2 separate regions of the Homo sapiens genome follow, and region 1 is linked to region 2. Evidence: read pairs that join two places in POLR2A ChIA-PET (ENCODE). Cell type or tissue: GM12878. All regions are shown on one strand. Each heading gives the region's core, and the rest is flanking DNA. Links, peaks and the distances in the headings are about the cores only. Region 1 overlaps CDC73 (cell division cycle 73). Region 2 has its middle 35 kb from the start of RGS2-AS1.

Region 1 (8,342 bases), core at 266-8,265, 170 kb before region 2:
TGAGCCGAGATCGCACCACTGCACTCCAGCCTGGGCGACAGAGCGAGACTCTGTCTCAAAAAAATAAATAAATAAATAAAAATAAAAACAAAAGATATTATGCGAAAAAGCTCTCCCAAACTGACCTCATAACTTAAAGGCTTTAAATACTGACCAGGTGGCATTGCCCTACTTGCAAGTTAATCAAATCAGCTTTTATTTACATATATTCAACTTAATTTGAAGGAAAAGAAAAATGAAACAGGATACCCATGAATCAAATAATACACCACACAGATCAATCAGCACAAGTGATCAATAAAGAAAAATGTTTGAAATAAAAAATATGAGAGACTAAAGATTTACTTCAACATGTGCTACTCACATAAAATCCCTGGAACAAAAGAACATCTACAGCCAAATTAACTTACCGTTACAGATTTCAGTGTCATACCATGGTAGGTTCCCATAGTGTCAATTTTGAAGCCTTCCGTTTCTACGAAAAAAAAGAGGCTTATTGTTAAGATTTTATAGATCATGTATCTTATGACCTATAACAAATCTAAAGTAATAATCTACATTGAATGTGATGGTTCAATAATATACAAAGCCTTGAATCTACTATGTAAAATTAAATTACGTACTTGTGAAGATAAAAACTTTAAAAAGGACTCTAGGTTAAAAAATATTAATATATTAAATACAGACCAGCAAGCCTATTGTATAGAAGCTGGTTAAGACTATCTCTGCAATTATGTTCAAAAATTAAGATTGAATACTTTATAACCCCAAATTACTTACTACTAATACTCAATGATAGTACCACTAAAAGCATCTAATACCATGAAAAGACCCAAAGTTATAAAAAGTAGTGTTCCAAAGTTTCAGTCATAAGGCATATACTTATTTTTATATACATACATACATATATATTTTTTCTTTTGAGACAGGGTCTCACTCTGTCACCTAGGCTGGAGTACAGTGGCACTGCAGTTCACTGCAACCTCTTCTCCCATCCCCCCTCCACAGGTTCAAGCAATCCTCCCACCTCAGCCTCCCGAGTAGCTAGGACCACTGGCATGCACCACCACACCCAGGTATTTTTTTGTATTTTTAGTAGAGATGCGGTTTTGCCATGTTGCTCAGGCTGGTCACAAAGTACTGAACTCAAGCAATCCTCCTGCCTCCACCTCCAAAAGTGCTGGGATTACAGGTGTGAGCTACAGCAATCAACCATATTACATATTTTATAGAAAGCAATGTTGTAAATAATGATTGGAGTGCCAGGACAGAATCCCAATATGCCTTTCTGTAAAGGCAAATATTTTAACACATTGCAAGCCTTAAAATCTGTCACAACTGCCCAATTCTGTATTTTAGTGCAAAAGCAGAATAAACAATATATGTGATCAATTGGGGGCAACCCAATTTGGCCCATGGAGGGTGATATTTAGTTTGGGGGCTGTAATTTATCAACCTCTGCTTTATATAATTCATTCCTCAAGAAAAACATTGAATATTATAATGAAAGAATGGACGTAGTCTTTCTATGGCACATATCCAGTGCATGCCTTTAACAACTGAATGAAGTCAGCACACAAAATTCATTGCATCAAGGCAACATATCATTTAAAAAAAACTTAAATGAAGATTTCAGATTATGCTTAAAAATATCATTAACTTCCAGTTGCTTCTACCTAATATTTTCATGAATCAAGTCATGATGAATGAAGATCCCAAGAGGAAGTTACACTGACATTAGTCTCACCTCACAACTGCAGAAATGGTGTTATTGCATTAGCCAGAATACCACGTAGACTATCACAAAGTAAGTCCTCCCATCATTGCTCAAAATTTGTTTCCAAGTTCTCAATGTACATACACATTTATAACTTGGGAAAAATGACTTAACATATAGAATCTCTACTTTAAATTATATAAAAACAAAAGCAGTATGAATAACAGCAAACATTTATAGATAATTTACTTACATATCAGATACTATTCTGGGAATTCAATATTTATTAACCAGTCCAATACTCACAATAATGGTAAGAGACAGGCACTATAATAACATTTTAATTATACACAGGAGAAAACTAAGGCAGAATGCAGTTAAAGTAACATTAAAATTCACACAAAAAGTTACTACGACATAAGCTATCTGGATCCAGAATCCATGCTATTAACCAGGGGTTGGCCAACTTTTTTTCTGTAAAGGGCCAGATAATATTTTTAGGCTTTGTAGGCTACACAGTCTCTACTGAAACAATTCAATACTGATGTCACAAAGCCAAAGCAGCCATATATAAAATACATAAATGAATGAGTGTGGTTGTGTCCCAACAAAATGTTATTTAAGAAAAATTGCAGTGGGTAAGATCTGGTCTGTAGACATTACTTTGCCAACCCTTACCCTTAAACATCAGGCCACACTGCCTCTCAAGTTCAACACAACCACACTAAGGGGAAGATAAGAATTAAGCAACTTGCCTTCTTTTCCTTTGAATCTTTCCTGATCGTATCTGTTATAGGCAGCTGGGATAGGCTGTTTGGTGCGCAAAGTGGGATCCTGTAAAAAAATTAATTATGAGTTACTTGTTAATATTTTTAAATGTCACTTATTTAATGTGCTGGAGTGCAGTAGCATGACCATGGCTCACTGCAGCCAAGACCTCCTGGGCCCAAGTGATCCTCCCACCTCAGCCTTCCAAGTAGCTGGGACCACAGGCATGCACCACCACACTCAGCTAATTTTTTTTTTTTTATAAAGACAAAGTTTCACCATGCTGCTCAAGCTGGTTTTGAATCCCAGCCTCAGGTGATCGACCTCAGTCTCGCAAAGTGCTAAGATTACAGGCATGAGCCACCATACCTGGCTAAAGTACCTTTACGACATAATACTCTTCCCTGCAATTATGATTGTTTTAACAAAACAAAAAAACCCAAATTATTAATCCTTAAATAAACATGAAAGCCATGATGATTAATCCATTATAAACAGAGTAAGACTGAAGACGTATTTTTTTTAAATAATTAGAAAAGGCTGTCAGTCTAATGATGCATTATTTAATCACAAATACTTTATCAAAACTCACAATGTTTAACAAACTAAAAACACATATTTAGGAATATTCCCAAAGCTACTTGGAAAATTCATGAAGACTGAAATACTTTTCATTTTATTATGATAGGATTCTATATCAAATATTATGCCAAATAAAATATACTTATCAATACCTATCAAGAATGATAAGTATATGCTTACTTCACACTAGGCATATACTTCTATAGTCAAATGCCAAACATTAAAACCTTCAAGTATTCTAACGATTATATAAATATACAGAAAGAATAATCAGTCACAAATGGTAAAACTGTTTTAAGGTTTGACATGTTTCCTATCAACAGCTATTCAAAATGTCAACAAATTCATAATTCTAAGTACCTTGTGCTTTGCCATCATAGCTCTTACTCCACTACTTTAAAAAAAAAAAAACATCTAATAAGTAGGGAACTGCTGAGAGATCTAGGTTACATGGTCGTTTGAGAATCTAACTAAACCCTGAGGATCTGAGGTGGAACAGTTTCATTCCAAAAACCTCCCCCTGGTCCATGAAAAAACTGTCTTCTACGAAACTGGTCCCTGGTGCCAAAAAGGTTGGGGACTGCTGTATTAGACTATAAGCTCAAAGAAAGTAGGGACTATAATCTTTCTCACTATTGTATCTCAAGATCATTAGCAGACTTCCTAATAGAAGGCACTTAAGTACTTGATGGAGAGTCAACTAAAAGTATTTATCTAATTATCAACAAAAGCCTACCATCTTTAAAAGTTAAATTCCAACAATTTCATGAGCAAATAAAACTACTACAAAGTAGTTGCAAAGGCTGTATTAGTACTCTAATACATTTCAATGTGCCTTTTAAAACTTGAAACAGAGTTTTAAAAATATAGAAGGTTTTCTGGAAGGCCGAGGTGGGCAGATCACCTGAGGTCAGAAGTTCAAGACCGGCCTGGTCTTGAACAGGACGAAACCCCATCTCTACTAAAAATACAAAAATTAGCTGGGTGGGGTGGCATGCGCCTGTAATCCTGGCTACTTGGGAGGCTGAGGCAGAAGAATCGCTTGAACCCAGGAGGCGGAGGTTGCAGTGAGCCAAGATCGTGCCACTGACTCCAGCCTGGGCAACAGAGTGAGACTGTCTCAAAAAAAAAAAAAAAAAAAAAAAAAATTATAAATTTTCTATTTATAGAATCTTCTATTTTCTATTGCAGAAAATAGAAACAATTTCATTTGTATGTTTTATTCCTTTGTTGAATCATATGAAAATAGCTGGAAGGATTTTCAACAAAATTAGAGGATGTTTGAATTTAAATATAGGCTATATGTCATACGTGAAATTTACTTTGGGAGGGTCTTAAGTGGCACTTCAAAGAGAAGGCAGTCAACTCTCAGAGCAGCTGAAATGGAGGTACAATTAAAGGACAGCATGGCTGGTGATCAAGAGAAATACATTCACCAAGATGTAATAGATACAATGCCAAAAAGAACCCCAAACTGGGAGTTAACAGGGATTTATGTTATTAACAATGGTTAGCAATTGTCCCAAGCAACAATGAGTAGGCCAGCCACAGTTTACCTAAAATAAATAGAGGGCTTTCCCTAATTAACCTTTTTCAGACTCTGACCCAGGTATATTAAGAATTACTGCTCCAGTTAAGAATTACTGCTGAAGTAAGTAACTTTTAATGTTGGGGAGGGCTTTCACATCTTTCAGATATGCTAAAGGAGCAAAAGGTTTAGAATCCACTGATTTTAAAATGTGAAGATGTCTTCAACGTTACTACACTGCAATATAAGTGGCAACTTCATTAAATCTACTGTAAAGCAGTAAAGCATTCTTACCACAGGTGCTGCATTTGGGGCAGGTCGCTGTTCAGGTGCACGCCCTTCTTCTCTGGCTTTTACAGATTGAAGAATTGCAAAAATGTTCTTGGAAAAATTCTAAAATATAAATGGATTTTAATTAAGCCCACTTTAAATATACAATAGTAAATTTAGTTGATAATTTAAGACTAAGTTATCTTACTATCGATTCTTCCCTACTACATATGTCATAAGGTATCATTATTATACACATATGTAAAAACCAACCACTACTAAGATATTGATCCAGAGACTGATTATTGTAAATCCCATGGTATTCATTTCATCATTTTCATTTTACTTAAACTGCTACATTCGGGAGGCCAAGGCAGGCAGATCACGAGGTCAGGAGATGGAGACCACCCTGGCTAACACAGGTGAAACCCCGTCTCTACTAAAAATACAAAAAATTGGCTGGGCGTGGTGGCAGGTGCCTGTAGTCCCAGCTACTCGGGAGGCTGAGGCAGGAATATGGTGTGAACACGGGAGGCGGAGTTTGCAGTGAGCCAAGATCATGCCACTGCACTCCAGCCTGGGCAATAGAACGAGACTCCATCTCAAAAAAAAAAAAGAAAAAAAAAACTGCTACAAATGTATTCATATTCTGCATCTGTTCAAATATATAACCAGAAAGCAAGTTAAAATCTAAATAAGGCCGGGCACGGTGGCTCGTGACTGTAATCCCAGCACTTTGGGAGGCAGAGGCAGGTGGATCATGAGGTCAGGAGATTGAGGCCATTCTGGCTAATACGGTGAAATCCCGTCTCTACCAAAACTACAAAAAATTAGCTGGGCGTGGTGGTGGACACCTATAGTGTCAGCTACTTGGGAGGCTGAGGCAGGAGAATGGCGTGAATCCAGCAGGTGGAGCTTGCAGTGAGCCGTGATAGCGCCACTGCACTCCACCCTGGGAGACAGAGCAAGAATCCGTCTAAAAAAAAAAATCTAAATAAAATATAAATACATTTGTCAAAAGAGGCTTCTAGTTCAGAAAAAAAAATAATCAACTACTACATCCTCCTGTTAAACTCCAGTGCTAATTTCAGATTGCTACATATGAGTTTTGAGATACTATCAGAAGTCAATGTACACTTTTCAAAGATGTGTAAGTTGGAAAGTACAAGTACAAATGCTCTTCAACTCACAATGCAATTACATGCTGATCAAAAGTCAACACAGCTAACTAATCTGACGACTCTTTCCTTCATGAAATATTCTTCCTTCATGCTATGGATTGAATGTCTCCTCTAAAACCCATGTTGAAATTTTATTCCATTCTAATAGTATTAGGAGGTGGAGCCTTTAGGAGGTGATTAGGTAGGTCATAGGGCTCCACCCTTACGAATGGATTAATGTTGTTATTGCAAAAGTGGGCTCGGATTCCCGAAAGAGTAAGTTTGGCCCCATTTCTCTCTGTGTCTCATTTGCTTGCTTGCTTGCTTGCTTGCTTGCTTGCTTGCTTGCTTGCTTCTGCCTTCTGCCATGAAATGACCCTCACCAGATGCCACTGCTATGCTCTTGGATTTCCCAGCCTACAGAAATATGAGAAATAAATTTCTTGTCTTCATAAATTACCCAGTCTGTGATATCCACAGCAGCACAAAACAGACAAAGATACTTGGCCTCTGAGATGCTACTCTCTCTTGGTTTTACCCCTAATGTCTGACAGTTCCTTTGGGGCTCTTCTTATGCTGCCTATCAATCACTTAACATTTGAAGGAATATGTAGTAAGAATCTACTCTAAGCCAAACACCTTGCTTGGCACTTGGGTACAATGATGATCAAAAAAGACATGGTCGCTGCCCTCATGAACCTCAAATACAACATAATTTCTCTTCTTTAAACAAGGCATTCTGTTTCCTTGGCTGGGACCACTCTTCCCACCTTACCCCTCTCACCTCCCTCACTAGTTTTTGTTCTTTAGGTATCACTCCTCTTTACTCTCAACTAAGTTAACTGCCCTTGCTGGGTGTCTGCCCTATAATGTACGTAATAATTACCGCTTATTTAATATTGACTTCTGCTGAAGAGTATAACTTCTGTGAGAGCTAGGACCAATGCACCTCTGGTCAGTGTTTAGCACTTGCCTAGTTTGTAGATGTTAAATAAATACTATACAAATAAATATGTATATAAAATGAGAGGCTGCTTGAAACATAACTATTATCACTATACCAGTTGCAGTGCTAACTAGTTCCTATAATTCTCTGGAGCAGCAAATATAAGTCTCAGGACCCCTTTGCACTCTTACAAATTACTGAGCACCCCAAAGAGCTTTAAGTTTGTGTGAACTACAGTATCTATTGAATTAAAGATTAAAATTGAAAAAAATTTAAATTCTTTTAAAAATAAGAAAACAAGATTCCATGTAAACATAATAGCATATTTCATGAAAAATCACTTTTCAAAATGCATAAAAGTAATGACAAGAAAGAGTGGCAGGTTTTAAATTTTTGCAAATTTCCTTAATCTCTGGCTTAATAGAAGACAGCTGTATTCTCAGATCAGCTTCTACATTCGACATTTATTGTGCTTTCTTATTTGGTCATAAATGTGCTATCTTATTTGGTCAAAGAATACCGAGAGAATCTATCCTCACACAAACAGCTGGAAAAGGTTTTTCAGGTAACTGTGGATAGTCTTCTTTGATATCATACCAAAATGCAATAAATGGTTCTTAAAGGTTAATGCAACATGGAAACCACATCCATAAACTTTTTGCATAGGTACTTTAAAATCCATCAGTCTCCTTGCACTTTAAATGAACTTTCTACCCATGCATGATTTGTGACAGCATTCACTGGTCATCTGGAAAATATCAATCACTGAATTATGCACATTTTCCAAATATTAACATGGTTAATTATACAGTATCAACAAATTATACTTGTTAATATTATTTGTAAAAGACTCACTAGAAGACTTTAAGAATTAGAAAATTGCTTGTTTCTTTACTTATGGGTGGAAAAAGAATTAGAAAAGTGTTATGGTGACAGCAGCATAAAGAAACTTCCCAAAATTCTAATTTTCTCACGAAAGCTGTCATTTTATCATTGGCAACAAATACTATCAGTTGCTTTCCTTCAAGGAACAAATTTATTTCCTTCATTTAAAAAAAAAAAAAAAAAGTCTGCCAAATAACCAAGTCTGAATAACAGTTACTTAAATAAAAAAATGTTGATTCAGTTCATACTTCACACAACGGCACAAGTCTCTTGATGAGAATAACCATCATGTTTGCAGAAGTGCTTCTACATTCCAATTTCGTCACACAAAATAATAAAAAGACACACTTGAGGGTCAAGATTTAACAAAATTCATAAATTTTAAAAACGTCATCAAGGACATTCGTGAGTAAAGAACACAATGGCTAAGTGCCATTGCCTTGATTCACACCATGACCAGCAGTTTTACCAACCATTGATTGTGTA
Region 2 (8,342 bases), core at 55-8,054:
TCTCCACGTTCCCACCAGACTCAGGAGCCCAGCTGGCTTCACCCAGTGGATCCCACACCAGGGCTGCGGGTGGAGCTGCCTGACAGTCCCATGCCATGCGCTGGCACTCCTCAGCCCTTGGGTGGTCGATGGGACTGGGTGCCGTGGAGCAGGGGCGGCGCTTGTCGGGGAGGCTTGGGCTGCACAGGAGCCCACGGAGGCGGGGGAAGGCTCAGGCATGGCGGGCTGCAGTCCCGAGGCCGGCCCCGCGGGAAGGCAGCTAAGGCCCGGTGAGAAATGGAGCGCAGCACCAGTGGGCTGGCACTGCTGGGGGACCCAGTACACCCTCCACAGCCGCTGGCCCGGGTGCTAAGTCCCTCATTGCCCGGGGCCGGCAGGGCCGGCCGGCTGCTCCGAGTGCGGAGCCCGCCAAGCCCACGCCCACCCGGAACTCCAGCTGGCCGCAAGCGCCACACACAGCCCCGGTTCCCGCTGGCGCCTCTCCCTCCACACCTCCCTGCAAGCTGAGGGAGCCGGCTCCGGCCTTGGCCAGCCCAGAAAGGGGCTGCCACAGTGCAGCGGTGGGCTGAAGGGCTCCTCAAGTGCCGCCAAAGTGGGAGCCCAGGCAGAGGAGGCGCAGAGAGCGAGTGAGGGCTGTGAGGACTGCCAGCACGCTGTCATCTCTCACTACTGCTTTGGTAAGTTTTCTTCACATGGCTTCCAGAATTTTCTGTTGCTCCACTAGCCACTCACTCCTTTGCAGGGTTTTCCTTTTCTCATGCTTTTAGTGTAGGAATGCTCCACAGTTGAGCCCTTTTCCTCTTCCCAGCTGTATCTACATTGTCTACTGTGGTGATCTTATGTTTATCCATGGCTTTAAATATTTATTTGCCAGTGAACCCCACATTTATATCTCTGGCTCAGATTCCTTTCTCCAACTCCAACTCATATATTCAACTGTCAACGAATTATTCCAATTGAATGTCTTATAGACATCTCAAACTCAACATGTCCTAAACAACAAACCCCTGCTTTCTCTCTCTCTCATACACACACACACACACACACACACGCACGCACGCACGCACGCAAAGACCTGCTGTATCAGCAGCCTTTTCCATTGCAGCTGAGCAATTACAGGTTATCAGCTCATCCCAGTTGCTCAAGCCAAGAAACCTTGAGTCATTTCAGACAGTTTCTTATTCATACCCCACATCCAATCCATTAAGACAGTCTGGTAGCCTTACTTTCAAAATATACGTGGGATCTGAATTACTTCTCTCTGCCTACATTGCTGATTGGTAGGTACCACCATCATCTCTTTCCTGATTACTTCAATTTTTTTCTAATAGGTCTCCCTACTTCTCTCCTGGTACTCATACAAAATTATTTTCAGATAATTAGCCACAGTGATACATTGAAAAAGTAAGTCTGATTATATATTCCTACAGCTTAAAACACTGTAGCAATTACCCATTTCACCAGAATAAAGCCAAAATCCTCTCAATGGCCTACAATACCCCACGTAATCTGCTTTATCTATCATTATCGTTCTTTTTCTTTACCCTCTCACTCCAACTACTCTGGACTCCTTGCTATACCTTAAACTCACTATGCATAACTCAGAATTAAGAAATTTGCTCTTGATATGTTTGCTTCCTGAATACTATTTTTCCAGGTATTTTCTTTGTTAATTCTCTCACCTCCTTCAAGTCTTTGCTAATAAGGCCTAGGCTTACCACTCAATTTCAGATGGTAATTTCCCCAGCTCCCAGAACCTCCTTTGCTCTTATTATCTTTTTTCTTTTTCTTTCATAACAATGATCACTTTCTAACATATCAGGTAAATTACTTAGCTATTATGCTTATTGTGTATTATTTGTCTTCCCCTGCTATCATATAAGCTTGAATGAGGACAGGGATCTTTTTGTTCACTGATGTATCTAAGCACCTGAAACAGCACGAGGCACATACTAGGAACTCAATTAATGTTTGAATGAAAGAAAAACAGAAAACAGAGTGAAGAATTCAGAACCTGACCAACATATATATGAAATAAAGTAAATGATAAAGGAAGCATCCCATTTAATAGGAAATTGGATTAGTCAACAAATGGTGGTTTGTTATTCATTTGGAGGGGAGAAAAAGTTAGATTTATACCTATAAAAATGAATTTCCTAACATATAAGTTAGCCTCAGAACGAACCATTTCAGTGGAGGTTGGGGTTGGAGGAGAGATTTGAATAAATCTTGGTGTAATTTTTTTTCAACCATTGTTTTGGTATTCTTCTACTTGTATTATCTGCTTCTTTGGTATTTTGAGATATAATGTGATGGAAAGAGTGTAATTTCCATGATCTCATTCAACTAGGGTATTTCTTTTATATTCACAATGACATTAGTTTCATGGAGCTTCGCTTCTCCGAAAGCATGCTGCCACTACTTATTCCCCACTGTTTTCTGTCAACTTAATTTCTGGGTTAATTTTCTGGATTGCCTGATTGTAGAAAGATGGGGAAAATAAACACAATTGGTTGATGGGTGTGGGGAGGGAGTAGAGGGAGGCAAATGGGAAGATTAGTGCTTGGGCTCATTGGATCCAGATTCATTTCCAAATGGTAGAGAAGCACTTTAGCCTTTCTGTTGGTACTGAACCTGGGTAGCAGAATCATAGACAAAGGACATAAAAATATGAATACTTCTCATTTTTTTTTATTCAGTTCATCTCCTTTTCAGGAAGTGGCCAGGGTGTACTGGGAGATAAGGATAGAATATTTTCACTCAGCTCAGCTTCATTAGACTTATAATTGGAATCAAACCCTCTAAGATTCTGACATCAACTTACTTTTATTCTCATAGAATATTTCACTTATTCTGCATCTTATAGACATTTAAAAAGATATTAGGACAGGCTTCATGTGGTCATCAGATTAACAGCTCCTAAACCAGTCTCCTCAAACTTCTTTCTAAAATGTTTTCACATAAAATGACACAACAAAATTGTGAAACAGGTAACATGGCTATTGTAACACCCCCATGTATTTTCCCCATTTTTTTCCTCCACCCTGTGTTTTACCCCAACTGAAGGTGACTCTGGTTCACTTATGTCTTCATCTGTGGCTTTTTGGTGACATCTTCCTGCCATAGTTGAGTGATGACTTAGTTGTCTTCTGAATCACGGCTTTCAGCCTACCTGTTCTTCCCACAGTGTCCTTGGGACCACTCTGTTATCCTCTCACATTCTGCCCACACACAGGAGTGAGACATCTTCAGAAACATGTTAACCTATTTTCCATAGAACCTGGAAACAGACTGCCCATAATTGTATTCAGGAAGAATCCAGGTTCTCATACAAGCCACTGGGAAAATGATAAAAGAAATGTTTTTCTACACTTGTGCTGTCTTTTCTGCCTCCCATTCACACATCCTCACTGAATTATCTATATTCAGTCCTCTCCCATACACATAATGAGAAGTAGCAAGGCTTTAATCCTGTGAGGATGAAAATAAGAAAAAATTATATGACATTTAAGGAGCATAACATTGCTTCCTTTCTAGTGATGTTCTATTTTCTTTATTAGCCACTTCCATTCTCATACAGGTTTAACTCACACATCTATATAGATGACTCTGAAGGTCTGGTTTCTCTCCCAGTTTCCTGCCCGACCACCTACTGAACTTTTTAAAGTTCAGTAGATAACTTTAAACTAGATATTTTTAAAGCTACTGTGGCCCAAAATATGCTCACGCCTTTCCTCCTGACTTACCTGTTCCCTTTCTGGTAATACTCACCAAACACTAAATGTTGTAGTCATCTTTGAGTCGTCCTCTGCTTTCTCCTCCTACACTCTGTGGCTGTCTTGCGGAGTTCGTTTACCTCTGCGATGACTCATCATCACCTTCTTTGCATTTCCATTGCTGCCACCCTAACCCTGGCAGGGCCATATTAAAACTTTAAGGTTCCCTCCTCTCCTATATATTATTCAAATTTAAAACTGTGCTATATATATTCACTGAAAGTGAACTTGTTAATTTTCTTTGTGACTTAGCTTCACTGTTTGGAACTCAGAATACAGCTTCCTTTGGAATTAATCTTCTAAATAGAAATTATGTTCCCAAATGCTTATTTAATCCTTAACACAATGAAATAATAGAAAACTCAACCCAGCGGCATAACAATGATTCTATGGGGATATGAATTCAGACTTCCAATATGGGACTTTTCTCATTTTCTGCCCCACAGACTTGATCTAGAAGAAGTGTCTAGATGACTAAAACTCTCATTTGCAATAAACTTGGGGTGTGGATGCCTATGCCCTGGGGTAAGAACTCTGAAAGAGTGAAGGGGCAGAGAGTGCCCTAGGGTGAGAAGAACTGTGAGCTTATGGCCAAAATGCTATTTTGAGGGGAAGGGGAAGGGGAAGCATATTTAGAACCCCGTTTCTTTCTCCTTCCATGGCCCTTTGTAAATGTGCTCTTAGATTCATGACCGTGTAAAACTTCAGGAAGAGATCCCCAAGACCATCTCGTGCTTCCATTTTCAATTTGAAAAGTGAACAAAAAGGTCCAGTAGCCTTGGGAGTGAGTGCCACAGAAATTGTAGCTCAAATCTTAAATTCATCTTCGATTTCTAATTAGATTCCCACTGTCGATGAGAATATATGGTATTCAATTTCCTCAGAATCAGAGGGTCTAACAGTGCTTCCTGACTGTGGGCATATGACCAAGTCCTCCTTATAGAAGAGGTGTCTATTAGGCAAGCTAAGTTATGTCAAAACAAGCATCATAAAATGAGAAAAATATTAAAAACAATATTTATATGGAAAATTGGATTATCATGGGATTTTTTTTTTTACACATCGTATACGATATGGTGTTTTTGAAGGTGGGTGGGGGTGGGGGGGGGCCATAAAGGTTTCATCGCTCCAGGATCTAAAGATCAGGCCCTGATTCCCGTTAACCCAGAGCTAGGGTGACCTGGTGACCCGTTGCGAGCTCCCACATTGACACATCTGAGCCTATTCCCATCTTTCAGTCCAGAGAGGATCATGTTCCTCCTTTCCCCGAAATTTGATCTTTTCCTTGGTGCAGCTGTTTGTAATCTATATTTGATTAGATGTCTGCCTCTTTATGTCTTAAAATTATAATCAATGCTTATCTTCTTCTTTCTACCCTTTATGTTTTATTGCAGTTATTCATTGAGTGAGTACCCAGTTTACGGGCTGTTAACTCTAACGTTAAAGACTCGGTCTGGTCTCCATTTGCAGACTGGTGCTAATGATACCATTAATCACGAATGTAGATTATAGCATCTCCCATCCAGTATCTCCTGTACCTTCTAAGATACTATAGGATTCTAGCACCTCACCCTTTATAAAAAGTGAGGTGATGAAAACTACAGTGCTTGGATCAAACAAATAAAAGGAACTGTAAAAAAATCTTATGCCCTGCTAGCAACAAGTGAATAATTTGATGGTGGTTAAAGGACTTGAGAAAGTTCTAAGTCAGCAGTCTCCAACCTTTTTGGCACCAGGGATCAGTTTCACTGAAGACAACTTTTCCATGAATGGGGTAGGGGGATGGTTTAGGGATGATTCAAGGGCATTATATTTATTGTGAACTTTATTTTTATGATTATTACATTGTAATGTATAATGAAATAATTATACAACTCACCATAAAGTAGAATCAGTGGGAGCCTTGAGCTTATAGTCCTGCAACTAGATGGTCCCATCTGGGGGTGACAGATGGGACACTGTTGGGAGACAGTAACACCCAAAGTATGTTGCTATGTACCGTCTACTCTGGAATCTTATTTTGGTTGCTGTCACTCAAAAAACCCTGCTTCACAAAGATAGGAGGTTGGAAATGGAAGTAGGCTTTTCAGTGGTTTTGTGACAATCCCAGGATATTCCATCTTGACTTTAATCCAGAACATATGGAGATTTAATGTCTCAAACACACTTCTAAGGCCACAGTCATTTGCGATCTCAAGCAGTTGATCCTCTTCTAGCACAGACAAAGTCGATTCACCTGGCTTATTCACAAATGGATTGCAGATCCATTCCTTTCCATTTCGGGGGTCTTTTGTGGTTAGGAAGTAATGCTCAAACTCTTTTGAAAGCTGAGATAGGAGATCACGAACCAGGTGGGAGAAAGAAGGCCCTGGCTCAGTCTCTTTCAAAATCTCTGCTAATGTTTGAAATATGTCAAAAATCCCAATGTTCACTCGTTGCCCCCATAATTCCAATTTGGCTTTGAATGCAGCCCCTTTATCTGCTGACTTGAACACAGTGGTTGTTCTCCCATGAACTGGCAGATTGAGTTCATTGAGCAGGTTGAATGTGTCACACAAGTAAGCAAGTTTTGTGATTCATTCTGGGTCACTGAAATGTGCTGCCAATGGAGATCATTTTTCTAAAAGAAATCTCTGGAGTGGCTCTCCTAACTGAGAAACTCTGTTCAGTGATCTACCTTTAGAAAGCCATCTCACTTCTGGGTATAAGAAAAGATGCTTGTGCTCTGCATCCATCTCCTCACAGAGCTGTGTGAAAAGATGTGAGTTAAGGACATGTACTTTAATGTGGTTGATAATTTTAATCACATCCTGCAAAGCATGGTTAAGGTCAGGTGACATTTTTTAGCTAGCCAGAATTTTTCTATAGGAAGATGCAGTGTATAGACTAACATTTAGAAGCAACCTCTTTGATCCGGGTAGTGAAACCAGAAAGCCATCCAGTCATGGCAGCCACTCTGTCTGTGCATATACCAACACAAAACGCCCAATTCAGTTTTCCTGATATGTAATCATATAAAGACTTGAATAGTTCTGCAGCTGTGGTGTTGGTTGGCAACAAAAGTAAACACAACATATCTGTCAGGCCTCTGAGCCCAAGCCTGCATGTATACATACAGATGGCCTGAAGCAACTGAAGAATCACAAAAGAAGTGAAAATGGCAGGTTCCTGCCTTAGCAGATGACATTACCTTGTGAAATTCCTTCTCCTGGCTCAGAAGCTCCCGCACTGAGCACCTTGTGACCCCCGCCCCTGCCTGCCAGAGAACAATCCCCTTTGACTGTAATTTTCCACTACCTACCCAAATCCTATAAAACGGCCCCACCCCTATCTCCCTTTGCTGAGTCTTTTCGGACTCAGCCTGCCTGCACCCAGGTGATTAAAAAGCTTTATTGCTCACACAAAGCCTGTTTGGTGGTCTCTTCACATGGACGTGCCTGACATTTGGTGCTGTGACTCGGATCGGGGGACCTCCCTTGGGAGATCAATCCCTTGTCCTTCTGCCCTTTACTCCGTGAGAAAGATCCACCTATGATCTCTGGTCCTCAGACCAACCAGCCCAAGGAACATCTCACCAATTTTAAATTGGGTAAGCGGCCTCTTTTCACTCTCTTCTCCAGCCTCTCTCGCTATCCTTGAATCTCCCTCTCTCACTACCCTTCAATCTCCCTGTCCTTCCAATTTCAGTTCTTTTTCCTCTCTAATAGAGATAAGGAGACACATTTTATCCATGGACCCAAAACTCCGCGCCGGTCACGGACTCAGGAAGACAGTCTTCCCTTGGTGTTTAATCATGCGGGGACGCCCGCCTGATTATTCACCCACACTCCATTGGTGTCTGATCACTGCAGGGATGCCTGCCTTAGTCATTCACCCACATTCCCTTGGTGGCAAATCAATTGCCGGGACGCTTACTTTGGCAGCTCACCCACATTGCAGCCCAGGGCTGCTCACCACCCGCTTCTCCGTGTCGCTGCCCTCTCTTTTCTCTGGGCTTGCTTCCTTCACTATGGGCAACCTTCCACCCTCCGTTCCTCCTTCTTCTCCCTTAGCCTGTGTCATCTTACACCTGATCTAAAACCTAAATGCCTTGTTTTCTTCTGCAATGCCGCTTGACCCCAATACAAACTCGACAATTGTTCCAAATAGCCAGAAAACGGCACTTTCAATTTCTCCATCCTACAAGATCTAGATAATTCTTGTCATAAAATGGGCAGATGGTCTGAGGTGCCTGATGTCCAGGCATTCTTTGACACATCGGTCATGCCCTAGTCTCTGTTCCCAATGAGACTCGTCCCAAATCCTCCTCCTTTCCCTCCCACCTGTCCCTCAGTCCCAACCCCAAAGCGTTGATGAGTCTTTTCAATCTCCCTTTTCTACTGATCCATCTGACCTCTCCCCTCCTCCCCAGACTGCTCTTCCTCAGGTCACTCCCCACCAGGCTGAATCAGGCTCTAATTCTTCCTCAGCCTCGGCTCTCCCACCCTATAATCCTTCTATCACCTGCCCTCCTCACACCTGGTCTGGCTTATGGTTTTGTTCGGCGACTAGCCCTCCCCGACCTGC

The links. ChIA-PET counts read pairs that join two places held together with the same protein. Peaks named below come from ENCODE experiments on the same cell type or tissue, not always from the same donor. Only the 100,000 strongest peaks of a DNase experiment are listed, where the experiment ranks them.
Region 1: POLR2A ChIA-PET joins it to region 2 with 5 read pairs; 2 of 35 experiments call an interaction of 5 or more read pairs at or near these places.

Annotation. Positions count from the first base shown.
Region 1 is chr1:193,144,513-193,152,854 of GRCh38, reverse strand. It overlaps CDC73 (cell division cycle 73), which reads right to left. Exons shown (of 17, transcript NM_024529.5): 8 at 4,890-4,988; 9 at 2,473-2,551; 10 at 411-475. Among named protein-coding and RNA genes, the nearest start is that of MIR1278, 12 kb to the right of the region's middle. In GM12878, for the core only: no CTCF peak of the experiment used is centred there; no DNase peak of the experiment used is centred there.
Region 2 is chr1:192,979,053-192,987,394 of GRCh38, reverse strand. No RefSeq gene overlaps it. Among named protein-coding and RNA genes, the nearest start is that of RGS2-AS1, 35 kb to the right of the region's middle. In GM12878, for the core only: no CTCF peak of the experiment used is centred there; a DNase peak (open chromatin) is centred at 3,784.